4 separate regions of the Homo sapiens genome follow, and all the other regions are linked to region 4. A link is a contact called in ENCODE Hi-C or POLR2A ChIA-PET data. All regions are on one chromosome and are shown on one strand. Each heading gives the region's core, a stretch centred on a gene start or an enhancer-like site at or near the end of the contact. The rest is flanking DNA. Distances are from core to core; before and after follow the strand shown.

The links. A loop is a pair of places that touch in the nucleus more often than their neighbours do. ChIA-PET counts read pairs that join two places held with the same protein, here RNA polymerase II (POLR2A). Pooled maps may share reads with other maps.
Region 1: a pooled map shows a loop between it and region 4 (2.9-fold over the local background). The contact joins the promoter of SNX27 here to the promoter of CERS2 in region 4. A Hi-C loop is called at or near these places in 2 of 50 pooled maps. POLR2A ChIA-PET finds 5 or more read pairs at or near these places in 2 of 52 experiments (HepG2 and T-cell).
Region 2: a loop to region 4 is called in a pooled map, with 2.5 times the contacts of the local background. The contact joins the promoter of CIART here to the promoter of CERS2 in region 4. A Hi-C loop is called at or near these places in 5 of 50 pooled maps. POLR2A ChIA-PET finds 5 or more read pairs at or near these places in 2 of 52 experiments (activated naive CD4-positive, alpha-beta T cell and endothelial cell of umbilical vein).
Region 3: a pooled map shows a loop between it and region 4 (5-fold over the local background). The contact joins the promoter of LINC02988 here to the promoter of CERS2 in region 4. A Hi-C loop is called at or near these places in 4 of 50 pooled maps. POLR2A ChIA-PET finds 5 or more read pairs at or near these places in 5 of 52 experiments (A673, B cell, OCI-LY7 and 2 more).

The regions. Positions count from the first base shown.
Region 1 is chr1:151,610,723-151,613,511 of GRCh38, reverse strand. SNX27 (sorting nexin 27) reads right to left here and starts at 1,462. Exons shown (of 12, transcript NM_001330723.2): 1 at 1,000-1,462. The coding sequence starts at 1,310. It overlaps LOC124904420 (a long non-coding RNA gene), which reads left to right and starts at 144. Exons shown (of 2, transcript XR_007066622.1): 1 at 144-321; 2 at 1,113-2,789. RefSeq lists a silencer at 1,107-1,546 and an enhancer at 1,587-1,686.
Region 2 is chr1:150,281,188-150,283,929 of GRCh38, reverse strand. It overlaps CIART (circadian associated repressor of transcription), which reads right to left and starts at 1,376. Exons shown (of 5, transcript NM_144697.4): 1 at 297-1,376; 2 at 50-125. The coding sequence starts at 662. LOC124904414 reads left to right here and starts at 1,748. Exons shown (of 2, transcript XM_047438213.1): 1 at 1,748-2,269. The coding sequence starts at 1,914. RefSeq lists enhancers at 694-1,635, 1,992-2,071, 1,110-2,310, 2,392-2,501.
Region 3 is chr1:150,159,446-150,162,362 of GRCh38, reverse strand. It overlaps LINC02988 (long intergenic non-protein coding RNA 2988), which reads right to left and starts at 1,635. Exons shown (of 4, transcript NR_135098.1): 1 at 1,553-1,635. PLEKHO1 (pleckstrin homology domain containing O1) reads right to left here. Exons shown (of 6, transcript NM_016274.6): 6 at 2,298-2,917. The coding sequence ends at 2,840. RefSeq lists silencers at 228-297, 886-955, 2,656-2,705 and an enhancer at 1,566-1,875.
Region 4 is chr1:150,973,460-150,976,159 of GRCh38, reverse strand. It overlaps CERS2 (ceramide synthase 2), which reads left to right and starts at 1,325. Exons shown (of 11, transcript NM_022075.5): 1 at 1,325-1,541. RefSeq lists silencers at 1,021-1,460, 1,481-1,970, a cis regulatory region at 2,146 and enhancers at 2,074-2,218, 2,176-2,700.

The DNA.
Region 1 (2,789 bases), core at 213-2,712, 640 kb before region 4:
CACAGGAGGATAGAGTAGAAGAGGCAGCAGAGACGGGCATGCCCTAAAAAAGCAAAGCGGTCAAAGACCCAAAAAGGGCTTGAAGTAGTTTTGAAGGAGGAGGAGTTACAAGGGGTCTACCATAAACCTGACTAGGAGGAGGCATGAGTATAGAGCAGGAGTGAAGGCAGGAGGCCAGGGAAGGGATGCTCTCAGAGGGGTGTGCTGATGGAGACGCTAGATTCCAAATTAGGGTGTGATACGGGGCCAACCGAGAAGAGAAACTACGGTGTCAAATCCCACGCCCCCCACCCCAAAGGCATGCAAGGGTCAGAAAGCAAGGTAAACTCTTGGAGTAGAAATACAAAAAGGAGGGGAGGAAAGGGGCACACGGTGGGATGGAAAAATTTAGGGGCAGCGTAACCATGAGGAGAGGGTAACTAAGGAAAGAAAAAGGAGACGAGCGGGGAGGGATGGTGTTTCCGGAGGAAAAGTAGGAGCAGACCAGAGGTCCTGCCTACTTGGTCTGGAGGGCAGAAGGGGCAGTCCACGGGGGCGGAGGGGAGTGGTGGAGAACGAAACTGCGATGCTGAAGATGAGAACTTGGGGGGGACACGGTACTGGCTGGATCAGAAAACGAAACGCCGTCAGTAAGGAGCAGATGAGGTTCCTTCTGAGCAAGACGAGGGGGAGTGAGGAGCAGAATGCAGCACGCCAAACGGGAAGGCAAAGGGGCGGAGAAGAGCCCAGAGTAATCGGGGCACAGGGAGGAGCACTGGGGGCGCAAGGGCATCAGCTGGAGACGACGGGGTGGGAGACCGGCGTCGCAGAAGCCCCGGGGCGGGTGGTGGGAGGGCAGCCCACAAGGAGGGGCCCGGCTGCGGAGGCCTGAGGGGCGGGGGTCCGGAGGCCGGCTCGGAGCTCGGGGGAGGTGCGGCCTGGGGGTGACAAGGGTAGCGAGGAGTGCAGGGGCAGGAGGGGCGCGGGGAGGATGGGGCGGCGGGTAGCCCCGATACTCACACCTCCAGGATGCGGTCCCCCTTGCGCACCCCGGCCCGATCGGCCGCCCCCCCGGGCAGCACGGCGCTCACATGCTGCAGCGGCGCGTACAGCTCCCCGTTGATGCTCCGCAGTTGCCCGCCCTCGCTCACTTGGCCCCGCACGTTGAAGCCGTAGCCGGACTCGGACTTGACGATGCGCACGACCCGCGGGCCGCCGCCTCCCCCGCCGCCGTTCCCGGCGCAGTGGAGCCCAGACCCCCCGCCGCCGCCGCCACCTCCGTTCCTGTGAGGGGCTGAGGGATGAATCCCTTCCCCGTCCTCGTCCGCCATCTTGCGAGCAGGCGAGCCGTACCCCCGCCCCCTACGCCTCCAAGGCCTCCCGGCGCGTGCTCGCCCTGCCTGGCAGCCGGACGACCCCCGACGCGCGCGCCCGATCCGCCGGCCGCGGGACCGACTCGGCCACCGAGCTGCTGGCGCGGGGTGAAGAGGAGGCAGGGGGCGGGCGAAAAGCGGACAATCGGGCACCGTGGGGCCTCCTGGGAGATGTAGTTTATGGGTGGCGGGGGCGGGGAGCGGTCTGGGCCTGGGCCTGAGCCGAGGTTATAAGACGCAGTTCGGAAGCAAGGCCTGCCGGGAGTTGTAGTTTATCTTTCATGCTGGGTTAGGAGTTTGATCTGCTGGGTGGGGAGAGTATAACCCAGCACCCAGCGTGGTAAAATGATTCAGTTCTTGATGCGGACCAAGTTTTTCGCCCCCCCCCCTTTCATTTCATAACCTCTAAAAAACAATAATGTTAGAATAACTTAACGTTTGTGATTCAACACAGTCTTAAATTATATCAACTCATTTTTTGGCACAGTAACTTATATGTTGACCAGGGCCCAACAACCTGTGAGGCAACCGGATCACGATTAGCTTCCCTATTTTACGTTATTAGGAAACAACCTTAGAGTGCTCAAAGTCATCCAGCTACTAAGTATCAGGAACTAAGGCCCAGTTATTGTGCAACTTTCTTGTCCTGTATTGCAACTACAGTCATGTGCCACATAAGGACATTTTGGTCTACAATGGACTGCAAACACGAGGGAGGCCCCCTAAGATGATAATGGAGCTGAAAAATGTCTATCACCTAGTGGCACAGTAGCCACCATAAGGTCATAGCACAAGCATTACTCACATGTTTGGAGTGATGCTGGTGTTAACAAACCTGCACTGCCAGTCATGTGAAAGTATAGCACATATGATTATGTACAGTACATAATACTTGATAATGGTAAGAACTATGTTACTAGTTTATGAATTCACTGTAGTTTTTATCACTATTTTAGAGTGTACTCCTTCTACTTTTTTTTTTAAGTTAACTGTAAAGCAGCCTCAGGCAGGTCCTTCAGAAGGTATTCTAGGTATTCTAAGTATTGTGATTTTTTTCCACGTATTCCAAGTATTGTGTTTTTTTGTTTTGTTTTGTTTTTTTGTTTTTTTTTTTTTTAAGATGGAGTTTCGCTCTTATCGCCCAGGCTGGAATGCAATGGCACGATATCGGCTCACCGCAACCTCTGCCTCCCAGGTTCAAGTGATTCTCCTGCCTCAGCCTCCCAAATCCCTTGCGATTAAACGCATGCGCCACCATGCCTGGCTAATTTTTTGGTATTTTTAGTAGAGACAGGGTTTCACCATGTTGGCCAAGCTGGTCTCGAACTCCTGACCTCAGGTGATCCAACCACCTCAGCCTCCCAAAGTGCTGGGATTACAGGTGTGAGCCACTGTGCCTGGCCCCAGTTATTGTTACCATCAGATGACAGCTCTGTG
Region 2 (2,742 bases), core at 127-2,626, 690 kb after region 4:
AGAGAAAGAGAAATGAACCTAGCCCAAATGAATGCAACAATAAGATTACCTCTCTCAAAACGACCCATCTTCAGCCCATTGAGTAGGTCTGTGAGAGGAGGTATAAATCCTTGGAGTTCTTTACACTGTAGGAAAATAGGACAAAGGCTGTAAGAAGACAAAAAACTGCCCACACCAGCAGTGGCTCTTCCTTCACCTCCAAATCTGGGAGTCAATACTGTCCTCACAGGGTCCTTATCAACCAGCTGGGTGCTAAGGCACTCCAGGAGAATCTCCTTTCACCTGCTTTCTCTTACCTTCTGGGCAAACAGCAGGTCTCCCTCTGTGGTACAACCTTGGGTGTTTAGACTGGTCTCCAGTTCACCATCTCTTGATCTTTTCGCCCCAGATCCTGCCATAGGAGAAGCCGAACCCCGCTGTTTCGGATGAGATGGTGTATGCTGGTTACCGGAAACCTTCGATCGATGCCTGCAGCGGATAGGACCCGGGCTGGGCCGTGAACCTCCCCTCTGCCCAACAGTGTCTGGCCTGGGCCCATGGGCCCCCTTGTCCTCCCTCTCACTATCAGAGGGGAAGCCAAAGTCACTGTTCACTGGGGAGGTGGGAAAAGACGAAGAGAGAGAGTAGGAGGAATAGGAAGAAACGCTAGATGGAGAATCCATAGGTCCAGAAGCAGGGGCTATAGAACAGCTCCTGGAGTACCCAAAGATCGGAACCTGCAACTGAAGAGCAAAGCGAGGGAGTTTGAAACCAGAGTTTAAGGATTAGGAAATGAACTGGGAGATTGGGGTGTACTGCGTGGGATAATACTTGTTCTCCCCCTCCCCAATATTACCGGTCTCAAACACAATAGAAAAAGACATTTCTACCCCCACCCCCGCCCATTAAGAGCTTGGGATTCCCTCTCTGGCCGCCGCAGAGCAGCTCTCGGTCTGACGCGGCCTCCGTTCTTTTCTTCCCTCAGTTCAGAGTAAATACCGACTTGAAAGACACCTTCCCCTCCGCCCGTTGTTCGCCAGGGCTATTCGCCAGCCTGAGTCCGCAGCAAGCCTCTCCACCTGAGGCCATGCCACCCACAAGCAGTCAATCTGGGCACGCGAACCCACCTGGTGATCCTACGGGAACCGCCCCCATAGAGACTGGCCTCCTGCCCTCTCCCAATCTTTCAAGATCAGGATCCCTGCGCCGGTCTCTCTGGGCTCGCACCTGCCACGTGATGCAAACCCTCCCAATACCAAGATCTGCATTCAGCCCCCAAATCCACTCCCAAATACTCCCTAACAGCTCGCTTTGTCCTCCGAATCTCCTTACCTGTTGTCAGCCGGCTCAGCCCTGGCTCGGTTTCCAGCTCCTTCGCCGTCTCTCCGGGTCTATCTACCCACCTCCGCCTCTCTCAGTGGGCCCCGCCCCTTCCCCCCCCTCCCAGACACGTGCGGCCCGGCACGTGCCTCCCCCTGCTTACACAGATCTCGCGCCCTCATTGGTTGTGTCGCCGGTAACACGTGACTCTAGTTACTGAAGTCCATAGCCCATTTGCTACAGTACAAAGGGGCTCAGCCAGTAGAGAGGCAGCCAGGTGATGATTGGCTGTAAGGGAAGCATTCCGTGCTCCTCCCCTACATGCGGCTGCTGGAGAGGACCCGGTGATGAGAAAAGGAGGAGGATGGAAAAAGAGTGGAAAAGAAGGGAGGGGAGGAAAAGGGCGGAGCCCGTGGCCTTAAATAGGATGGTGATGCGCCAGAGATGCGCGGTTTGAGTGTTCAGAGATTGGTTGTGCTACTGAAGGCGGCGGACGTGGGACCCCCGGTTCCGTCTCGGGAAGTAACTCATCTGCCCCCTCTTTGAACACCTCCGCTCACGAGCGCAGCACGTGGAAACCGTCAGTGATTTGTGTCTGCAACGTGTGTGAGAGAATGGAGGTGTGTGACACGGTATATTCTCCTGCTCTCGGCGGCCCAGCCCTCGTGACTCTCCGGTCTCTGTTTCACCTCCCCCACCCCTTTCTCCTCCAAGTTGGGTGCCTCCTGCCCTGCTGGGTGAGGAGGGTGGGGATTGCAACCGAGAACACCGCGTCCTTTCTGGCTCCCGCTGGGGCGGCTCCTCCATCCCTTTTCTTACATAACCTACCACGCACGTTACCAGCTCAGATGCCAGCCCGCCACGACGCTAGAGGTCAAAACGAAACTCAGTTTTTCCTGACTTTTTTATCCAGGCTTCTCGGGCCCGGCGTCCTAAATTATCTGATTCCAAGCACGGGGAACAGAATGGGGTAGGTCCCTGATCTCCTAGGTTATGGTTTTGTCCAGCTTCAGTCCCTTCATTTGTCCGCTGGAGAAGATTCGAAAGACTTTGAAGGAGGGGAGGGAGGCAAGTCCAGAGTTTAGAGAGTCTCAGAAGTAACTGGGACGTTACTATTGTCGTTGCGCCTTGCATTTTGAGAGTACAATGGAGAGGAGAGCAGGGCCCAAGGACTGTGAGCTGGTTGAAGATAGGACGTCGGAGAGACCGCAAGGGGGCAGCCCAATTCTAATTAGGGTCCCGAGGATAGCGAATTAAAAAAAAATTTAAGTGAGTTTGTCCCTGCCATAATTACCAACTGCAAAAGGCACATTGTTGGACAGAGGTGTGGGTAGGGGTGGGTAGGTGTGAATATTTTAAGTCTATTCTAAGTAGTTTTTGATATTTTACCTTATGTTTTAACAATGTGCTTATTCTTATAAAAAGAAAAAAAGATTCTAAAAC
Region 3 (2,917 bases), core at 386-2,885, 810 kb after region 4:
CCTACCACAAGGGTGCACCTTAAGCGATTTTTCTAGTGGGAAGCCTGGTTCCATGCTAAGCTCTAAAGTTCTTGAAGACCAGGGACCATGCTTTCATCCCTTCTGGCTCTCTCCTCTGAAGAGAGAGGTCCAGCACAGCCTGTGGCCTGGATCTAGCTAAGTGACAGTGACCCCACCCCGGTGGCCTCATTCACACAGTGCTCCTTCCAACTGAGCTAGCGGCTCACTGCCCAGAGTCAAACCAGTAACAGTAGCTGCAGTGGTCACTTTCTGACTGACAGGCATTTTCCATATTGTCCTCACCCATCCAATAGCTCTGCAGCTTGCAGATGAAAAAAACTGATACTCGGAAAGCATGTGCCTTGCCCAGAGCCTCATAATCAAGAAGTAACAGAGTTAGAATTTGAATCCAGATCCATCTGGTTTCAAAGCTGGGCTCATTTCACCACCCTAGGGCCTGGATGTTCCAGTAACTGCTGGAGAACTGGAAGCTGTTGGTTTTAGAGCCTGAAGCCCAGGAGCACAGTGCCCAGCTCCTCTCTTACTGTTGTGAGGTCCCCGATCTTTCTTTTCTGCTTCTTTCACCTGTCATTCTCCTCTCTAGTGTCTCCCTCCATCTTCTGGCTCCCCTGGGAGCCACAGATAATTGACATGTTGGGATACACATGTCATTTGTGCTTTTGTCTTTTTTCATTATGTGGGAGCAACAAGGAAGAAAAAAAGAAAAGGAAAAATGCTGGTAAAATACAAAGATAGAGACTTGTAAAAAGAAAGCATAATTCTACCTTAGACTTCAATACTTGTGACAATGGATGGCTCTGCTGACCATGCTTAGGGCTGTGGAGAGTGCAGCTATTTGAAGGACAGGAAGTCTGGAAGCCTGGGTTCTCACCTCATACCCCAAGAGACCATAGAATGACATGAAGGTGGCACTCTTGCACACTTTCCCTCACTCAACTGGGATACACATTCTTCAAGGAAGAGGCTAGGTAACTACAGTCTAGAGCTGGGGACAATCTCCATGACAGAGTGGCAAGGGACTAGAGAGAGCAAGAATTCCTCTGCCCTAGGGATGGTTTAACAGCAGTGATAAGGTCCAGAGAAGAGCTGTGAAGGAAAGAGATGATTTCTGGAAAGGGGACAGAGGCCCCCATTTTGCTTACATGGGTTGTAGGAGTGACGTTAGAGCAGAAGAATGCGGACTGAAGAATCTGTTTCTCCCACAGGTTTTTCCCCCGCTTCCTCCTATCCCATCTTCCTATAACATCGGGGCAGCGTCATGGCCAGGTCTACATGTAACTTGGCCCCGTTTCCTCCCCCTCCTCCCCTTACCTCTAGTGAAGCCCCGCTGCTCTTGGAGGATCAAGCAGCTAGCAAGGCACACTTCAATGTGGCTTTTAACCCCTCATTTACTTGATTCATGAGACTCTGTCCCCTTCTTTCCCAAAATCAAATTATTCCCTTCATAGCTCTTCTGGGGACCTCACCGTTACTAAACCTCATCTCACACACTTCCAAGGAAAGAGTGAACAGTGAGTTGTGTGGGACCTACCACAGACAAGAATGTTGGGAAGCCTGGCAACTTCAGAGGTGGCTGGGAGGGTGGTGGCGTGGGCATCCAGATGCTTTTCTAAAGTGGGGACTTGCTTAGTGATGGAAGAGGTTTGAGGAAGGAGAGGGGGAGGCTACAGGAAACCTCAGCATGGCTGAAAGAGGAACTTGGACAGATGTTTGGTTTTCCCCTTCATCCTACCCAGCTTGCATCACACACCAGTTTCATTCTTAGTTCAGTTCTTCTGTGGGGTCTGTCTCTAGTTCCCCTGTGCTAGGGCCCTGAATCAAATAATGAAACTAGTCTCATCCACTCAAGGTTGGATTTTTTTTTTTTTTTTGAGACGGAGTTTCGCTCTTGTTGCCCAGGCTGGAGTGCAATGGCACAATCTTGGCTTGCTGCAACCTCTGCCTCCCAGGTTCAAGTGATTCTCCTGCCTCAGCCTCCCGCATAGCTGGGATTACAGGCGCCCACCACCATGCCTGGCTAATTTTTTGTATTTTCGGTAGAGACTGGGTTTCATCATGTCGGTCAGGCTGGTCTCAAACTTCTGACCTCAGGTGATCCACCCGCCTTGGCCTCCCAAAGTGCTGGGATTACAGGCGTGAGCCACTGCGCCCGACAAGGGTGGATCTTTGAGTCAAGGTTGGGAAGGGTGTGGAAGATGAAGGGAAGAAACACCTCATGTAAGAAAATCCAGGCAGCTCGATCTCAATGAGAGACTGCTAGGAATGAGAAGCCAGTGTCTGGCTGGGGAGATTTTAATTCCACAAATCCTCCTCAGGGCTGGGATAAATTTCACTTCCATGTGCACGGACAGGTGACACTGGCCTCCACATCCCTACAACTAGAGTTGGGCAGCTGAAACTTCACCCTCAAACTGAAGGCCTGGGGTGGGACATAACAGAAAACATCCTCATCCCCCTCCCGCTCTAAGCTTAGAAGCCCACTGTATCCTTGGGAGCAGCAGTGGACTCCCTGTGCCGTCTTGGGGGCGGGCGGTGTGTGGAGTGGTCAGACTGTGTCTTTACCGTGCCTTCTCTCTCTCTGGCTGGGTAAAAACTTCCTGCTACTGCTGCGGGGTCACTTCCTCAAACCTGAGGGGCATACGAGGGGCATATGGAAAGTAGGTGGGGCAATAAGGGTTGTAGTGGGGTCAGGCATCAGCAAGAGCAATGAGTTCATTTTTGTTTTCTTTTTTTGATTGAGGTAAATAAAAAAGCTTTATCCAGCAACACGGAGATAAGAGTCTGTCCAACCCGACAAGTTCCAGACCCCACCCTGCCCTCACATCAGGCTCTTCCGGTACTGACTGTGCGGGGTGGTCTGTCTGAGGTGGGAGTCCGGGGTCTGCAGGTCCATCTG
Region 4 (2,700 bases), core at 76-2,575:
AAATACATCTTAGTCACCACTCGTTCACGTTAGGAGTTAAGACCAGCTTTCTAGGAAAACCATGTTGCATCTTCCAACAGTAATTACTTCTGAAACAGTAATTTTACCACACGACTCAAGGGGAAAACTTTTTTTTTTTAAATTTATAAAGGAGTTGGGGGTCTCGCTATGTTGACCAGGCTGGTCTTGAACTCTGACCTCAAGTGATCTGCCCACCTCGGCCACCCAAAGTGCTGAGATTACAGGCATAAGCCACGGCGCCAGGCCAAGGGGAGAACACTTTTTTTTTTTTTTTCCTGAGACGGAGTCTCACTCTGTCGCCCAGGCTGGAGTGCAGTGGCGAGATCTCGGCTCACTGCAAACTCCACCTCCAGGGTTCAAGCGATTCTCGTGGCTCAGCCTCCCGAGTAGCTGGGATTACAAGCGCGAGCCACCGTGCCCGGCTAATTTTTGTATTTTTAGTAGAGACAGGGTTTAACCATGTTGGCCAGGGTGGTCTCGAACGCCTGACCTCAGGTGATCTGCCCGCCTCGGCCTCCCAAAGTGCTGGGATTACAGGCGTGAGCCACCGCGCCCGGCCGGAAAACACTTTTTAACACGAAATCGAATACGGATAAACGTGGTGTCATTTGAAAACTCATACATTTTACAAAACAAAAGTTGGGGTGGCTCTTTCAGACAGGGCCGCCGGGTGTGCGCAAGTTCGGGTTTGCTCTTCCTTGCCACGGGGGTAGGTCCCGTAGCACCTAGGTGGAAAGGCCGCGGCTTTTACGGCGGGGTAGGCGAGGGTCGCCCGAGTGATCGCAGGCTCCGACTGGGTCTCGAGGGTCGGCTGCTTCGGTCTGCCCTGGAGAGGTTTTCAGCTTCGGCGCGAGGCACTTGGGCAGGATCCCCGGGCTGCACCCTCCTCCGCCCGCGCCCCGTGGGGCTGGAAGTGGGAATGTGCCCACCCTGGCGGGGACCGGGGGCCGCACAGCAGTTGGGGGTGGGTGGGGGTGGGTAGGAGTAAGGGGACAGGGACACCGCCGCTCGGAGCCCGGGACCCCGCGGCATCCAGTGCGTCTGTGTCGGTCCCAGTGGGAGACCTCCCACCCCGAAAAGAGACCGAAGTGGCGGAAGGAGCCCGCACCCGCCTCCCCAGGTCGGCGGTTTCTCTAGCGCAAGGTGACGGGCGTGGACGCGGCTGTGGGGCCGGGAGCGGAGGGTTGGGGTCTGGCCTCCCGCGCCGGGGCGAAGGGGCAGCCGCAGCGCAGAGGCCCGCCCCGCCCTCCCCTCCCGTCACGCCCAGCCTCCCGGCCCTTGGGCTGCTCGCGGCCTTTTTTTCCCGGCTGGGCTCGGGCTCAGCTCGACTGGGCTCGGCGGGCGGCGGCGGCGGCGCCGGCGGCTGGCGGAGGAGGGAGGGCGAGGGCGGGCGCGGGCCGGCGGGCGGGCGGAAGAGGGAGGAGAGGCGCGGGGAGCCAGGCCTCGGGGCCTCGGAGCAACCACCCGAGCAGACGGAGTACACGGAGCAGCGGCCCCGGCCCCGCCAACGCTGCCGCCGGGTGAGTCGGGGCCCCCGCCCGGCGCCCGAGCCCCGCGCGGGGGTGGGAAGGGGCTGCGGAAAAGTTGGGAGCCCCGGGTGCCGCTTTGTCGCGGGGCCGCGGAGGGGTCGGGCTGGGAAGGCCGCGGGGCCGGGGCGAGGAGGGAGGCGGCGCTGGCGGGGGGCGCTGCGGGCGCTCATGGCGGCGGCCGCCGGGTAAGGCGGGCGCAGCGCCTCAAGGGAGCGGCCGGGGCCGGCGGGCCTGGCGCCGCGGTGTCCGCGGCAGCGCCGCCCTGAGCCGGAGAAGCTTTCCCGGGCAACAGGTAGGGCGGAAGGTGGGGACGCGGGGGCTGCGGGCGACGGGGCCGAGCCGTGGGCTTCCCTTTGTTGGGGAGTGGAGGAGCTTGGTGACCATTGGCGCGAGAGCCTCCACCCTGGCAGCGGCCCGCGGGGTTGCCCTGGCCTGGACGCGTCCTGTGGCTTGGGTGGGAGGAGAGGGGAGGGCCCTGCCCCGTTTTCTTCCTACCGGCCCACCGTGCCCACCTCGCAGGCGAGGTCAGAGCTTCCATGTGCTTAACGGGAAACAGGAAGGAGCGGCCCGGAGCGCCTGCCCCGGCCCGGTAGGGCTAAGGCATACCGTTATGAGGTGTGGATGGCTGGCAAGGGAGCTCCTGGTGGAACTGGCTTTCTGGGCCGTAGCTTGTTAATCACTAGAGGCCCGTGGCAAGTGGGTTGACTGCAGGTGTAGAGCACTCATCTTTAGCCTGCAGTTGGAGTCTCTCCCTCCCTAAGCCTAGCTCCTGGCATCAAAACCTGGTTTCAGTCACCTGAGTTGCCAGGCCCAGGTTCAGGGGGTTCTGAGGATCGTGGCGAATGCAGTGAGCCCCTGTTCCTGGAGAAGTGAGTCCGAGCAGGCCTCCAGCAGGCAGTCACCCCCATATCTGTGCTGGGGCAGGGGTGGGTGGCGGTTGCTGCCGCATACCGGAGTCGGGATGACCGCACCGGGGTGTGAGTGGCTGCACATGTAAAGGGGCTCCTAAGGGTAAGGACTTGCCTGCAGTCCTGTCCCTGAGGACCTGGCGCTGACCATACCGTGATCTGCACAGTCTGTTCCAGAGAGGGATCCTTTTCTCCCCTGGTCCCCCACTTCCCTCACTGGGGCCTCTGGCCAGATTTTCCCC